Regions from separate parts of the Mus musculus genome. Here region 2 is linked to region 1. A link is a loop called in an ENCODE intact Hi-C map of the cell type or tissue named here. Cell type or tissue: gastrocnemius. All regions are shown on one strand. Each heading gives the region's core, and the rest is flanking DNA. Links, peaks and the distances in the headings are about the cores only. Region 1 holds the start of Zfp94 (zinc finger protein 94). Region 2 holds the start of Zfp112 (zinc finger protein 112).

Region 1 (8,335 bases), core at 23-8,022:
TCCTGAACCCAGCCTCACCCCAGAGCCAACATCCCAAGCCTTGTCTCTCTGCTGCTTCTAAAGACAAAAAGAGATGGACAGGAGTCACAGAGAGAAGCGGGCACTGGTGAAAGGGGTGAGAGGCAGATATAGGAGCGGAGAAAGGTCAGAGTTAAAGGAAACACTTGGAGGAAACCTACACTGGGTACCGGGCCCCAGCACTCTGAGGAAACCTACACTGGGTACCGGGCCCCAGCACTCTGAGGAAACCTACACTGGGTACCAGGGCCCAGCACTCTGAGGAAACCTACACTGGGTACCAGGGCCCAGCACTCTTATCTGAAGGCATCAAGACAAGTCACTGTCCCAAACCAGCCATCACCTTGACTACAGACGGACAGACCATCACCCCCCTAAGATAGGAAGTTAGCTCTGATAAGAGAAGGGCCACCCTCTAACTAATCAGGCGTCCCCCTAGGCAATGCCAGCAATTAACTATGTATCAAGCCACTTTTATGGATCTGGGTCAAAAAAAGGACAGGGAGACCCAGCAAGGTTGCTGTGTTATGCACACATTTGCTCCAATGCTTCTCCTATTCATTATGTCTATTTAGAATGTGCACGCAGGACATGGGGGGGGGGGGAGGTCTCCTGCAGCAGGAGCTGGCTCCTCTCACCACGTCCATTCTGGGGGTGGAACACAGGCCATCAAGCCCAGCAGCAAGGACCCTACATCTCCCGCATCCTGCAGGCCCGCTCCCCTATTTAAACCTAAAGTTCTGGTCAGTACCACAGAGTCGGAGCGGGAGCTCACTGGACCCCTTCCTTTGTAAGTCCCAATGCAGCCACTGTAGTTCCATCACCTTTCTCTTAGCCATGTCTTGTCTCTGGTCGGATTAGGATAGGTGACCGAGCCAAAGCTACTAGGGTTCCCTAAGGACTCTGGCTCTAAAACTCTGATTACAATTCCAGGCGGTTCTGTGCCTTAGTGAGAATATATCCAAGAGTTATATGGATCTGGGCTGTACAAGTTCCAACCCAACCTTTAAACATTGACTTATCTACCCTGACTCAAGCTCTTCATTGTAGAGGGGGAAAAAAAAAACAGTTGTTTTTAAAAAGGTCTTAGACCTTGAAGAAATCACTGAAGGAAAAAGTGATTGCTTTTTGTTACCTATAAGAGTTGTTTTTCGCCGGGCAGTGGTAGCACACGCCTTTAATCCCAGCACTTGGGAGGCAGAGGCAGATGGATCTCAGAGTTAGAGGTTAGCCTGGTCTACAGAATGAGTTCCAGGACAGCCAGGGCTACACAGAGAAACCCTGTCTCAAAAACAAACAAACAGAACAAAACAAACAAACAAAACTGAGTTGTTTTTCTGAAGGAACTTTACAGCTTTTGTACGACTTTGGTCACAGGACAGTCCTGGCAACCCGGGAGCATCTTGCATTACTGAGTTTTGCAAACAGTGCACAGTAAGGACTGAGACCGCCGGGGTGAGGAGCCCCTTCAGGAAACACGGAGAGCAGATCCAGCAATTGGTGTGAGGAACTTATTTTACTCTAAAAGTAACTGTGTGTGACAGTCAATAAATAAATACGCCTCTGCGTGGCTGTCTGACGTTCAGTCGTCAGGGGCTGGACCTCCCTGCTGCCACCGGCGAGGCCTTATCTCGTCCTGGAGTGACCCTCTTTCTTTGATTGTCCCTCATGACCCTGACACCAAGACTTCATCATTAAAATAAGAAAAACATGCTAGACGTGGTGACATACATCTTTAATCCCATCATCGGGACTGACATGAAGGAGAGAAGAGTGACTCCCTGAGTTTGAAGCCAGCCTGGTCCACAGAGGGAATTCCAGGACAGCCAGGGCTACATGGGGAGACTCCACCTCAAAACAACAACAACAACAACAATGCCAGGCCACACTCACCAGGAGCCTTGCTGAAGGAGTCAGGACCTCACCTTCCACTCAGTCCTTGTTGAGAGATCAGGCTGTGGAAGGAGAGAAGCCATGAAATAGGAAGGCCATTCCTGACAAAGCAGTTGAACTGTCCCCTCCTGCCCACCAAGCTGGAGACAATCTTCTCCTTCCTAAAAGGTGTCCAGGGCTAACCATTATTGGTGGGGACAGAAAGAAGGTCCGGAGGGACCTCCTGCTGCCCCCAGTGAGAGGCTGGACAGCTGGAAAGATATTAGTACTCACAAGAAGAGATTATGATCTCCTGAAAAGAATGGTCCAAAGCTTTCGTGTCTGCTCTAACAGAGAAGACCCAAAAGCTAATGAGAGGGCCAAGTGTGGAGGCCCAGGCCTTTAACCCAGAATTCAGGAGGCAGAGGCTGGAGGATCTCTGTGGGTTTGAAGCCAGCCTGATTAACAGCAAATTTTAGGACAGCCAGGGTTACACGGAAAAACTATCTCAGGGGGAAATAAAAACAAAAGGTAAAGAGCCCACGTGATAATAGATCTCCAGGGAGAGGTACTTGTCACCAAGTGATGGCCTGAGTTCAGTCTCTAGGACTGACTCTTCCTGAGAGGTCTCCTCCATCCTGCACATGCTCAGTGTTGCATGTGAGTATGCACGCGTGTACACACACACAAATTGTCATTGTGAAAACAAATTATTAAAGAAAAGCAGGAGAACCTGAATTTGAATCCCAGCACTCATGTACAAAGCATTCAGAAGCATATATGTATCAACACATGCATGTAATGGTACACATATATGACCCATACAAAAAGTCTTAGAAAGAAAAAGCGAGAATAAAACAGACTTGTATTTTAAAAGGCTACGCCTTAACAGGAGGAAATACACTTGGCTTGATGCACCTAGATATGCTTGGTCAACAGACCACCACTTCCTCCTTCCTCCCCTGAATCTGTAATGGGGGTAGGGTTAGAGGTAAGGGGCTACACTTGATCAAACCATCTTTTTTTTCCTTTTTTGTTTTTTGGGTTTTTTTGGCTTTTTGTTTTGTTTTGTTTTTCAAGACAGGGTTTCTCTGTGCAGCCCTGGCTGTCCTGGAACTCACTCTGTAGACCAGGCTGGCCTCGAACTCAGAAATCCATCTGCCTCTGCCTCCCAAGTGCTGGGATTACAGGTGTGTGCCACCACTGCCCGGCTGATCAAACCATCTTGGGAGCATGCTGAGCAGGGAGCTGTGTTGTTTGGACCATCAGCTTTCAGGCTATGACTAGTTTTGAATTTTATGCGGCAACAGTCTTGATCTGAGTTACTCTATCTTGGATAAAAGTGCCAAGAAGAAATCCATGTCTTGTTTACACAGTCATAGCCAGGCGACTCAATTGTGCTATTAAAAGATATCGACTAGCCTTTAGTCCCAGCACTCAGGTAGATCTCTGTGAGTTCAAAGCCAGCCTGGTAACATAAAACATAAGCGCACCAACCATATCACGTTACTTCTTCACCAAGGGACCGGTATGTGGCAGGCACACTGCTCAGTAGCCTGGTCACATGCCAGGAGCCAAGTCCAGTTCCAATGATCCATCCTGTGATAATAAACTCACGAGTGTGTATAACTGTGTGCCAGGTGACTCGTGGTCTGAAATTTATCATTAGCTATGTTAAGCTTGGAATAAAAGAACCTGTGATTAATGGCCAACCACCAGGAGAAATCGAGATTCCTTGGCAAATTGCAGCCAACGAAACTGACACAGCTTATGACTTTCTTGTCGTTCAGCAAAATCTGACATCGTGGAAAGCCATAGACGTGTCCGTTTATCCTTCTACATGACAGGCTCTCGACAAATCTCCACCCATCCCGATTCTCTGCAGTGTAGGTGTGAGTCCTAGAACCTTCAGGGCAGGGTGACACTAGCTACATCAATGCCTCAAACAACACTATCAACATGGCCCTCGCACCCCAATTCCAGACAGCAGTGAAGGAAGGTGTGAGGGCTCACACCTGTCATCGCAACACACCGGATGCTGAGGCAGGAGGCTGACTGAGCCACGCGCTGAGACCCTATCAGTGCGATGATATCTGTGGGATGGAGGGAGGCTCATTGGGCGCCCTGCGCTTCCCTTTCGCCAGCCTGGAGCCGACTCCCCTACGGCCGCCCGCCGCCAACCCTGCAAACCTCCAGATCCAGGCATCAGTCGAGGAAGGTGTGGGAGAGAGGAGACTCAAGGGAGGACAAGGGGAGCGGATGCTAACAGAAACCACCTGGGAAACACTTCCCAGAATGCTTCGCATCAGCCCGCACAACAGAAGCACGCGCAATGCTCCGAGAATTTGAACTACGCTTCCCAGAATGCTCGGCGTCCGCCGGCCTTCACAGACGCACGCGCAATGCGCAGAGACCCTGGACGACACTTCCCAGAAATCTCCGCGTCAGCTCTCCCGGGTGCCTGCGTGTTTGTGGAACAGTTGAACTACATTTCCGGTAGTGAATGCGGAGAGGCGGATCTTACACTCGTTTCTCCTAGTATATAGCCTCTCTGGAGTGTGTGTGTGTGCGCCACGCAGGTACTTCCCTAGCCCTCTGCGGAACTTTTTATTTAATCTGCGAGACACTGGTGCGCACTGTACAATCCATACTGAATTTACGATGGTCCTCCTGCCTCAGTCTTGCACACTCTCAAATGCTGGGCTAACGTGTGTGCCATGACACCATGCTGCCTCTGAACTTGACACGTCCCACGTGGAAAATTTTTCACCCTGGAAAATTAAGAGTCCTTACCTCATAGGCGGTAATTTGGCCCTACCGTTGTCCTTATATACCTGAGTATATAATATATACTTCTGTGTTTCTCAAAGAAACCAAAATTCTCTCTACACATCACAGCCACACAATCCACTTAACCTCCTGCTAGGCTGCTTCTTCAATGTAACCACAGGTACATTGATAATTCATACTCTCCTCCCTGCCCCTCCAGTTTTCTCCCCACTTCCTTCTATCTTCCACATCAATCTAGATCAATCCACAGGAGAAACAAGTTTTGGTTTGCTTGGTTTTTTTTGTTTGTTTGTTTGTTTGTTTTGTTTTGTTTTGTTTATTTTTCAGAGATTTATTTCTTTTTTTATTTATGTGAGTACAAATAAAGTACAATTAAAAAAAAAGCTAGCTTCAGACACACACTAGAAGAGGGCATCCGATCCCATTACAGATGGTTGTGAGCCACCATGTGGTTGCTGGGAATTGAACTCAGGACCTCTGGCAGTCAGTGCTCTTAACTGCTGAACCATCTCTCAGCCCTGTCTGTCTGTCTGTCTGTCTGTCTGTCTGTTTGTTTGTTTGTTTGTTTGTTTGTTTTTAATTATCCCAAAGGACCACTAGCAAAAGTTTTTTTCATCCAAACAAAATCTCGGCGTATGTGTGTGGCACAGCGGAGATGCTGTAACAGGTATACATAGTAGCAAGGAAAAAGACTAGTTTTTACATGATATGATTGTTGTGACAATTTTGGAGTTTTGGTTTCTTTGAAAAACAGAAATACTATAGGAATGTTTTGATTTTAGCCCCAGGTGAGGAATATGAGGCTGCTTCAGACGGTCCACAGCAGCTGGGATTTGCCTCCTGCTCTAGCAGAGGCGTGATTTTGCCAGCTGCAGGTGGTTTCTGTGCGTGTGTGATGTTTAGAATTCGGGGGACTTTTCAGAGAGGGGTGGGTGTAGGTTGGCTTTTGGTGGCTGTTCAGTGGGGTTGTTGGCAGTTTGTTAGCTGTTGGTCTTTGACTGCTGTTGGTCAAAGTTTGTTAAGTGGTCCTGTGCAAAGAAGAAACAGCAAGACGAATGGCAGAGATCAAAGTTGCCCCCAAGAAATGTGATGCCCTTAATCAGCAGGAAGTAGTCTATCAATAACATCACCCCCTTTCTGACCCCCCCCACCTTATTTAGGGATCACTTTCCTCTCCTTTTTCCTCTCTTATCTAGTGTTACAGGGTTGCAAGGGTGGAGAAGGCTGGAAGAAAGAACCCACAGAGTAGTAGCAAAAGACAGCCGGGGTGCCCCCACAGGCTCATCAGGGAAACTCAGAGTTTTCTGGCAGGACCAGTTCCTGGCTTTAAAGCAGAACCCAATAAGAGCAGCACCTGTTATTTTCATGTGGCCACTTCAGGGGAGCCCCAGGATTGCAATTTTGAGGGAGTGACTTTTAGGCATAACTATCCCTTCCAGACACGTACCCAACAGCAGCACCTAAAGCGCCAATCTTCATCCTCCTAGTTGGAGTCGGGGAGACTATGTTTGGATATTTTGAAAGATAAGCGGGCCCTGGCACTACAGATGTGCAGTTCTGCAGTCAATCCAGGCTTTCTTAAGGACTACTAATCCAGGTGATCCCTTAGCAAATGACATAGCCGAGCCTTGGAAGGAGCCACAAAGCCCAAGCCATAGAAACAGCGAGAGCAAGGACTAGGTTATATGCTATGAATAATATTTAACTTGATCAGACCATCAAGTGTACATCACTTTTGTTCTGCAAAACTTCTTCCTTTTGTTGTTTACATTGACACAGTCTTAGAAACATTACAGATTAAAAGCCCAGGAGCCTTCATCTTTGGTGATTACATGCACTTTAGCAAATCTGTCTTGTCCTGGTGCACTGCTGCAAAGCATGAGCAGAGAGGCTGGAAGTAGCATCCGGGTTCCTGTGAGATGCTGAGAGCAGTGACTCTGCTTGGACTCGTTTCCCCATCGTAGTTTAAGTGCAAGGCACTGAGAAGAAAGGAAGTAGGTTCGCTGCCAGGGCTATGCATGTTTTTACTTTATTTGAGGCGGGGAGGTAATTTTATCTGTTCTGTTGGCTCCTTCCTCCTTTCCCCCCTCCCTCCTCTTAGGAGATCTAATCGCAGTGATTAAACACAGCTAACCAGCTTGTTTAGACTATGTTCTGTAGGCAAGTCTAACTTTAGACACTGTAGATGGACAAGCCTGATTGACTTTTGTGCATGATGGCACACCGAAGTCCTGTCCACAACACAGGTTCTGCACGCAAAATTATTCAGATATTTTCTGTAGGGTTGGGAAATGTACATAGACACCTAATTCATATGCCTTGTAAGCTTCTAGAATACTTCCAAGGACATTTTAACAGAAAACCAAACAGAGCTGGAGAGATGGTTCAGCGGTTAAGAGCACTGACTGCTCTGCCAGAGGTCCTGAATTCAATTCCCAGCAACCACATGGTGGCTCACAACCATCTGTAATGGGATCCGATGCACTCTTCGAGTGTGTGTCTGAAGACAGCTGGAGTGTACTCATATAAATAAAAAAAATAAATCTCTAAATAATAAAATTTTTTAAAAAAACAAGCAAAACAAAACTTGTCCCTCCTGTGGATTGATCTAGATTGATGTGGAAGATCTAGAAGGAAGTGGGGAGAAAAAGTGGAGGGGCAGGGAGGAGGAGAGTATAAATTATCAATGTACCTGTGGTTTTGAAGAAGCCCAGCAGGAGGGCTAAAGTGGTTGGATTGTGTGGCTGTGATGTGTAGAGAGAATTTTGGTTTCTTTGAGAAACACAGAAGTATATATTATATACTCAGGTATATAAGGAAAAAGGTAGGTCCAAATTACCGCCTATGAGGTAAGGACTCTTAATTTTCCAGGGTAGAAAATTTGTGGTGAACTTGAAGAACTGAATTTTGACTGGAATGTTTACTGACTTCCTCATCTTCACAATGCACATCATCTAGTTTCAGCAGAAAGCCCGTTTCTCCAGTGTTTACCATGCAGGCTTGAGCCTTGGTTCACTCCCTGCTAACCTGCTGCCAGATTTGTGAGCAGAAAAGCGCCTCATGTGACAGGTGCCTCAATCCCACTTCCTCAAGAGACTCCATCTCCTCAGGATTCTTGTCTCCTAGAAGCACAAAGAGAATTCAGAGAGAGAGAGGTAGGGCGTGTGAATGCTCTGTTGGCTGATGTTGGAGCTATACAGTTAAGACCACACCCTAAGGCTTCACTGAACCAGAGAATGAATGGCTCCCTTCCTTTAACACTGAGTATCCTGTCATCTCACTGACAAACCCAGAAGCCAAGCTCAGCGCTGCAAGCTCCCATACTTACATTAATGAGAGCAGTTTTGAGTTCTTCTACAAAGCATCACAAGTGAGTGACACTGCAGTATGTATGTTCATCACACACAGAAATAAATGTTTATTTTTAAAATTAAAGTTGGAAAGAAAGAAAATATTGATCTATGGCCTACACACACACACACACACACACACACACACACACGCATGCACTCTCTCATACACCTGTGTATATATCCACAAGGAACCATCCAGATGTAGAGGAATAGTATGATATGTCGTGATAATCTTTTTGTACACCATGTGAAGCTGTGTCTTGGTGTTCCTCGCCTGTCTAAGACATCTGCTAACTGGTTTA
Region 2 (8,335 bases), core at 318-8,317, 200 kb before region 1:
TAAGTGTTTTGCTCACAGGTATGTTTGCATCATGCATATGCCTGGTACCCATGTAAGTCAGAAGAGAGTATCATATACCCTCAGACAATCACAGATCATTGTGATCCACCCCTTGTGAGGGCTAGGAATTGAGTCCAGGTCCTCTGCAAAAGCAAGTGTGCCTAAGTAGACCAGGATGCAAGATCTGCCTTCTGCCTTCTGAGTGTTGGGATTAAAGGCTTGTTACCACCCTGCTAGAACGATCATTCTTTAAAGGAGACTGAAAATTGAGATGAAGGGCCAGGGAAGATTCCTTTGAAACAATTTCAAAACCTTGAAATCAGAGTTCTGATCTGTAATTTGTCTGGCTTTACATTCATTTGTATGAACATGGTTTCTGCAAGACATAGTCTACCTAGTGAAAACCATGCCCTGTAACTTAGACGTGAATTCCCCGAAGTAGGGGAAAGAAGCTGAGAGTACTACCTGCTAAAGGTACGAGATGACTCTAGAGAAGTGGTTCTCAACCTGTGAGTCGTGACCTCCATCAGGGGAGGGGAGTTACCTCTGACTATTGGAAAACACATTTATGACTCATAATAGTGAAGTTATAAAGTAGCAATGAAAATGGTTTACCCCAATCTATTTTTCTAACTGCTGGCCTGGCTATGTCCCCAGTAGTATACCACAAATACTTGCTGTTTCTCCTGACCATGTGCTCATGATCCATCTCCTTTCCTTCTCACCCCTCCTCCCCATCCCACCCGTGTCCACTCTTTATCTCTCCTTTGCAACCTCCAACCAGGTAACTGAGAATCCACCTACCTCTCATCCCTCCAGTAGTTGGCTGTGCCATTTCTATTTAACCAATAGTTTTAAATTAGGGAACAAGGCTTGCACAACAAAAGCTGGTAAACGTGAGGACTCACTCATAAGCAACCAGACCTTCAGGTACAGAATTTAGTATTACAATTCATAGCAACAGACCAAACCTCAACAGTTGGGAGGTCACCAGAAAAAGAACATGAGGGGTTGTATTAGAAAAGTTGAGAACCACTGCCTTAAAGAGCCCTCTGACAGAATTTAGTATACCTGGCAGTGAGGGACATTCTGAACTGGGCTGTGTCCAGAAGCAGGATCATTCTGAATTCAGATAAGAAAACAGCAAAGGTTCTCCACACTTTGACTTTGTTGAAGGCTTGAAAGTCTGGGATAAAATAGACTTTGCTGCCCACCCCACTAATTTATAGATACAAAACCAGCGTTAGAAAGAAGAACTTATGTTGGGTTGGTTTGTCTGGGTTTTGGTCATTCTTTGATTCAGAATCTCCCTGTAGCCATGGGTGGTTTGGAACTCACCATGTAGATCAGGTTGGATTTGAACTCACAGAGGTCTGCCTGACTCAGCCTTCCAAGTGCTGGGCTTAAAAGTGTGTACCCCGCCGGGTGGTGGTGGCACACACCTTTAATCCCAGCACTTGGGAAGCAGAAGCAGGCAGATTTCTGAGTTCGAGGCCAGCCTGATCTACAGAGTGAGTTCCAGGACAGCCAAGGCTATACAGAGAAACCCTGTCTCGAGAAAAAAAAAAAAAAAAAGTGTGTGTGCCCCCCAACATCTGCTTAAGTGTATGAATTTCAGTGGTCACTTGAAATCTTGAAGGAACCATGCTGGTATAAATTAATATGAAGTGGAAATGGCTACAAGTTAGACCTCTGAATACGTCAAGGTTTGGTTGAGCAAAGGAAATTGTTTAGTAAATGCTGAAAATGGTTGTTTGGCAGTGGAATTGATGAAAGTTTAAAGACTTTGGAGGATCTAAGTGACTGTGGGTATATGCCCATGTGCATCTGGTTTTGGCTATTTAGCCTTGTTAAATGTATAAATAACCCATATGTCTTGCCACAGTTACTAGGTAATAGTTGATGGGTCCCAAGAGTTATACTATAAAATAGATTACTGATTAAGCAAATGGTTGAGTAATTTCTATCATTTGCTAAATAGCTTTATTTTGAACTGGTGAGATGGCTCAGCAGCTAAGGATGTTTGCTTTCAGTCCTGACCATCTGATTTTGATCCCCATGACCCACATGGTGGGAGAGAAAGAACTGACTTTTGCAAGCTGCCCTCTGTCTTCCACATACATGCAAATTCATACACATAAATCCTTTTTGAAAATCCAAACTTAGGTTGTTGATGGGCTCACTCTGCTGTTAAAAGCACGCACCACTTTTGTAGAGGACCCGGCACCCACGTCAGTTGGCTAACGGGTTTGTAAAGTCAAGTTATGGGGGAGGGAGGTGGGAAACAGACGTCCTCTTCTAGTTTTCTTGGGCACTACACGCAATGGTGCATATACATGTGCCCAAGCACACATGTGCACACACGCACACATACATTAAATATTTAAAATTATTAATTCAGTTCCTTTGTACTTGATTTACCTTTTTCTGCATTCCTGCTTCCATGCTTTTTATAGAATTGCTTCTTGAACTGGGTGGGGATTAGTTACGTTGAGTTTGTCCTAGTGTCACGTTTGAAAAGCTTTTCTTTTCCAAGATTTTTATAAAGACAGTGGAGGTTGGAGAGCTGAAGGTGAATAGTGATAATCAGCAGAATTAAATAAGGGGAATCCCATCCCATAATCAGCCTCCAAACCCTGACACCATTGCATAAACTAGCAAGATTTTGCTGAAAGGACCCTAATATAGCTGTCTCTTGTGAGACTATGCCGGGGCCTAGCAAACACAGAAGTGGATGCTCACAATCAGCTATTGGATGGATCACAGGGCTCCCAATGGAGGAGCTAGAGAAAGTAGCCAAGGAGCTAAAGGGATCTGCAACCCTATAGGTGGAACAACATTATGAACTACCCAGTACCCCGGAGCTCTTGACTCTAGCTGCATATGTATCAAAAGATGGCCTAGTCGGCCATCACTGGAAAGAGAGGCCCATTGGACATGCAAACTTTATATGCCCCAGTACAGGGGAACTCCAGGGCCAAAAAGGGGGAGTGGGTGAGTAGGGGAGTGGGGGGAGGGGGACTTTTGGGATAGCATTGGAAATGTAAATGAGGAAAATGCCTAATAAAAAATATAAAAAATAATAATAATAATAATAAGGGGAATCCCTAAACTCAGGACTATGCAAATGATCTGGAAGGGAGGTCCGCTGGGGTTAAGGCAGGCCCTGCAGATCCCGTGAACTGTAGACCCAAGCAGTCCCTGACGTGCTCTGGGGAAAGCGCTGTTTATCCCAATCTTCCACAGAAAGCAGGGAAAGCATCGTGGTTCGAAGATTTTTGGCTTAGGGTATGCCAAGGACTTTCAAAAGTCTGAAGTCCGGTTTCCTTACTCCATGGCACTTCCGCTCGGGGAAGGCAAGGACTCTGAAAATTCTGGGAAATGTAGTTCATGACCCTCCCATCCCCGGGATGATAAGATAACTTCCGCTGCAGGTGGGGGGGGGGGGCTGAGAGGCCATCCTTCCGGTTGGGAAATGTAGTTTGGGAATCCTCAGTGTGCAAGATCCTCTGCAGGAGACTGCAGGAGACTGTTCTCCCCGCAACCTTCGGGAATTCTGGGAAGTGTAGTCCTGGCTGCCTATGCGGGAAGAGTCACTTCCGCCCCAGGTGTGTGAGGCCTTGTTCCGTTCCTTTCAGAAAGGTGAGCCCTCCCCTTTACTGACCCCTCCCGAGTGTGAGCGATCCTTTTCAGGTTGCCCTGGGTGATAGCCACCAGGCTTGTATCCTGGGTAAGGAAGTCTGCCTCGGAAAGGTAGAACGTGAACTTACTTTGGAAGAGCATGCCCGAGTGTGCTGCGATTGCACACACTGACTCAGGCCTGGCCCGGGGCTGTCAGTCACCTGGATGGAGGGTCTCCTGGGCGATGGGCACCCCCAGCCGCCTCCCTAGCTCTGGTCACGATGCCATCTCCCAGCAGTGGAGTTCAGACTCTCCATCTCTGCCTCCATGCTTTCCACCACGCCTTGGTACCTATCCAAGAGTGATCTAGAGTTTCCTGCAAGGCTCAAAACTGCTGACGCGCGGTAGGAAATGGGACATTTACTATCGGTGCTTTCCAATTTCAGAGAAGCTGGACGCTTTAGTGACCCACGGATGGTCTCAGAGCTCCTGCTGTAGGGTCTCTGGACCCAGCCTGTCCCCATTATCAAAGTCCTTAATGACTTGTTTTGTTTTTGTTGAGACAATCGTTCCCAGCTTTGTGTGCAGTGTCCACTGTGCCTTACGGGGGCCGGGAGAGGTGTTAGCTGAAGTCCGGTTTCTCCGAGCAAGTTGTCTTCTTAATCCTTTATATAAAAAGTGCTGCAGGGGAAAGAGGCATCAGAGAACGTGGTAGTGGTGCAGTCGTTTGAATGAGAAATGACCCCGTAGGGTCCAACCTTTGGATGCCAGGTCCACAGTTTAGAGGGCGGGGTGCTGTTTCTGGAGGTTTGGCTGGTGTGGCCTTGCTGGAGAAATACGTCATGGGGCGGGGTCAGCCTCCAAGGTGTTTGCTCGCTATGCTTGAGTTTCAGAAGGGAGCTCTCAGCTTCTTGCTCCTGTTGACAAGTCTGCCACCTGCCATGCTGTCCCTACTATTATGGAACTGAAAGCCAAAATAAACGCTTTCTTCCACACCTTATTCATGGTGTTTGATCACAGCAACAAAAAGTAACTAATACACAGGGGTAGACCTTAGCATCCTTCTGTCAATCTGTCTGTTCTGAGGAGTGAGGCTCTCTTTACTCATTAGCAGATCCACTTATGAAGTTACCCTAATATTTTTTAATTAATTCTGGACGGGATAGAGAAATGCTTGGACATAAAGAATAAGTATGAAATATAAACATTTAAAACTAAATGCTGTACGGGTTCTATCCAAATTAATAAATATAACTCTTAAAAGAGCTTTATTGGATGTGGAGTCATCATTATTTTTATCACTTCTATTTAAGGAAAAAAATAAAATTTGTTTTTTAGAACATAGGTTAAAAATTTACTGATTGTACCAAAAAATATAAAATTATTATCATTATATCCTGTGTTCCTAGGTAATTATATTTCTTTATAGTCTACTTATTTTCTTAATCGTATACGCTACAGTTACTTCTACAATCATATTTGCAGATAACACTACAGAATCATTTTTTACAATCGTATTTGCACTAGCCATACTGAAATGGCTCAGCCTGCAAAGGCACTTGCCACCAAGCCTGACGTCCTGAATTTGATCCTTAGGACTCATATGGTGGAAGAAGAGAATTGTTGTAGATACACACACCCACAAATAAATAGATTTAAAAAAAAAAAAAAAACAGTGGAATTGGGAATGGAGAGGTGATTAACAATCAGCATTGTTTCTGCTTGCAGAGGCCCCAGGTTCGAGTCCCAGAACCCACAGGTGACTCGTAGCTACCTGTAACTCCAGTTCCCAGGGAGCTAGACAAGCAGGCAGATACTTAAAAGTAAATAAAAATTAATATATATAGTGCACTGTTGAAGTCCTCAACCTGTATATTAAAACAAAACAAACAAACAAACAAAACAAACAACAACAACAAAACCCAAACATGTGCCTGGCCCTAGGTTCAATCCCCAGTCCTGTGTGAAAGAAAAAGCATAAAATGTATATCTTTCTTAGGTAGAGATTTTATTATCTATAGCAGAGCACATACACCACCACCACCACCCCCAAAAAAAAAGACTTCTGGATTTCACAAGCAGTATTAAAATGGTGATAGTAAACATGCCGGGGGCCCTAGAAACGGCTCCAGGTAAAGGAGCCTGCTGCCAAGCCTGCTGCCCCGAGTTCAATCCCCAAGACCCACGTGGTGAAAGGAGGGAACCACCTCCCATACACATGCTGTATGTATGTGTGTAAGTGTGTATGTGGCCAGGTAGTAAGTAAATACAATTTAACTTTAGCTGAGTGGTAGTAGCACACACCTTTAATCCCAGCACTCAGGAGGCAGAGGCAGGTGGATCTCTGACTTCAAGGCCAGCCTGGTCTACAGGGAAAGTTTCAGGACAGCCAGGGCTACACAGAGAAACCCTGTCTTGAAAAAAAACAGAACAAAAAACTTCTTTCAGTTTTAACAAACTAAAACACTGTGAAAAGTAAGACATGTTTGTTGCAATGCAAGATCAACAGCTAAGCAGAAACAGAAATTCTGGAGCTAGAGTAAGAAGTTAAGAGATAAAATGAGGGCTGGACAGACGGCTCAGAGGTTAAGGAGCACTGACTGCTCTTCCGAAGGTCCTGAGTTCAATTCCCGGCAACCACATGGTGGCTCACAGCCATCCATAATGAAATCTGACACCCTCTTCTGGAGTGTCTGAAGACAGCTACAGTGTACTTACATATAATAAATAAATCTTTAAAAAAAGAGAGAGAGAGATAAAATGAAGGAAATAGTAAAAATAAATAAATAATAGATTCCCTTAGTGAAGCAGTCAAGAAATGAGAGAAATAAAGTCAGGGAGGACAAATGGAACAGGAATACAGTGGTGGCCTGGACCCCATCCACATCAGCAGTTACTGGATGCAACTGTTAGGATAATACTCTGATAAACAGCAGCCTAAAAGAGAAAAAGATGTATTTCAACTTAGAGTTCCAGGTTATAGTCCATCATTGTGGGGAAGTCAGGAACTTGAAGCAGCTGATCCATCACACACAGAATCAAGAGCAGAGAGAAATGTATGCCTGCATGCATGCATGCTTGCTTGCTTGCTTGCTTGTGTTCAGCTTAGTTTCTCTACATTTGTCCAGTTCAGAACCCCTTGCCTAGGGAGCGGTGCCTCTTACAGTGGCCTGGGTCTTCCCATATCAAGTAGTTAAGACAATTCCACATAGATAATGCCCATGTACTAAGACAGATGATTCATTGTTGAGATTATGTTTCCAGGTGATTCTAGTTGATAATTAAAGCCATCTATCACACTAATAAATCAAATACATAGGTTAAAAAGATTACAGGTTGGCACTAGTCGTGGTGGCATACACCTTTTATTTCCAGTACTTGGAATAGGCAGGCAGATCTCTGAATTACAAACCAGCTTGGTCTACATGGTGAGTTCTAGGCCAGCCATAGTGAGACTTTGTCTCAAAACTAAACAAAATAAAAACCAACCAACCAATATATCAGTATATATTGTATATTGTATTATATATGTGCATGTGTGTGTGTCTGTATTGCACACTCTGAAACCCGTTCACTCTTAACATGAGGCATCTATCTGCACACATGTGCTCCACTATGTCTTCCTGACAGTTCTCCATGACAGAGCTCAAATACAGCTTCTCTGCTCATAAGTCATTTGTATCCCCGTATTTCGTTATAGACAAAGAGAAGAACCAACACAAAGGCGGAACACAGAGTGGTTTTGTTAGTATAAGGCACAGGAGACTCCAAGACTGTTGTCACCTGTGGCTGCCATTGCACAGTTTGCCCTGTTAGACATGACAATCCCAAAAGCATAATCACAGAACATCACATGAAGGACAACGGACAGGCCAGAGGGATCTCAGCACTGTTCTCAGTGAACAGCGCACGAGTGCACTGAAAACAGTGCGGATACCATGGCCGTAACAATGCTGTTAACCACTAGATCCCATTCACACTTCTAGAACCTACCAAGAAACTACCAACTTTACATCTTCTTCAGGTTCATTGTTTGTGCTGGGCCAAATTTGCTGGTGTCTCTGATGCTGATCTCAGACCTGTCTCCCATTCAAGCTGCACATCTTAGGGCACAGGAACTGTACAGAGTTCCCATCATGCCTCTTGCCTGGTGCAGGGATGGGCAGAGAAAAATTAGCATCACCTGTTTGTCATGGGTGTGCCCTTCAACTCAAATATATTCAACCTCTTTGAAAATGGGTGTGACTGAAGCCCCCCTCTTGTCCCTGTCCCTGGGCAGTCTTGGTGGGATGCTAGAGAATGTAGCCTTTTTAGAAAGTAGAAAAGGTGATGTGTATGGATTTGTAATGACTAACCTAAATACATACACTGTTAAGAGACAAAGGCTGGTGTGTGCACTGTTAACTTGAGTGGTGACAAGCGTGGTTTTTATCAGTTGCTAACACGTTTGATGTTTATTATACACTATCTCTAACACTTTGTGCACATGCCCTGGTTCCTTCTTCCAAATCAGACTCGGTATTTTTGTGTGCATATTTGTGTAATGCATGCATATGTATTTTGGGGACAAAAACCCATGTAAGTGCAGCGACAGGAGCAAGAGGAGAACATCAGATGTCCTGCTCTATCACTGCTTAATTCTCTTGAGACAGTCTCTCACTGAACTTGGAGCAAGGCTAGTAGTGTCCAGCAAGCCCCAGCAGTCCTGCCTGCA

The links. A loop is a pair of places that touch in the nucleus more often than their neighbours do. Peaks named below come from ENCODE experiments on the same cell type or tissue, not always from the same donor. Only the 100,000 strongest peaks of a DNase experiment are listed, where the experiment ranks them.
Region 2: a loop joins it to region 1, with 3.0 times the contacts of the local background. A loop is called at or near these places in 3 of 42 quality-filtered maps.

What each region holds. Positions count from the first base shown.
Region 1 is chr7:24,312,439-24,320,773 of GRCm38, forward strand. Zfp94 (zinc finger protein 94) reads right to left here and starts at 4,228. Exons shown (of 6, transcript NM_001199321.1): 1 at 4,081-4,228; 2 at 1,912-1,973; 3 at 1-57. It also overlaps the pseudogene Gm44513. In gastrocnemius, for the core only: no CTCF peak of the experiment used is centred there; DNase peaks (open chromatin) are centred at 3,466 and 4,282; H3K4me3 peaks cover 1,547 bases; H3K27ac peaks cover 1,284 bases.
Region 2 is chr7:24,108,795-24,117,129 of GRCm38, forward strand. Zfp112 (zinc finger protein 112) reads left to right here and starts at 3,526. Exons shown (of 5, transcript NM_021307.2): 1 at 3,526-3,642. In gastrocnemius, for the core only: no CTCF peak of the experiment used is centred there; DNase peaks (open chromatin) are centred at 3,550, 3,855 and 4,437; H3K4me3 peaks cover 1,908 bases; H3K27ac peaks cover 1,867 bases.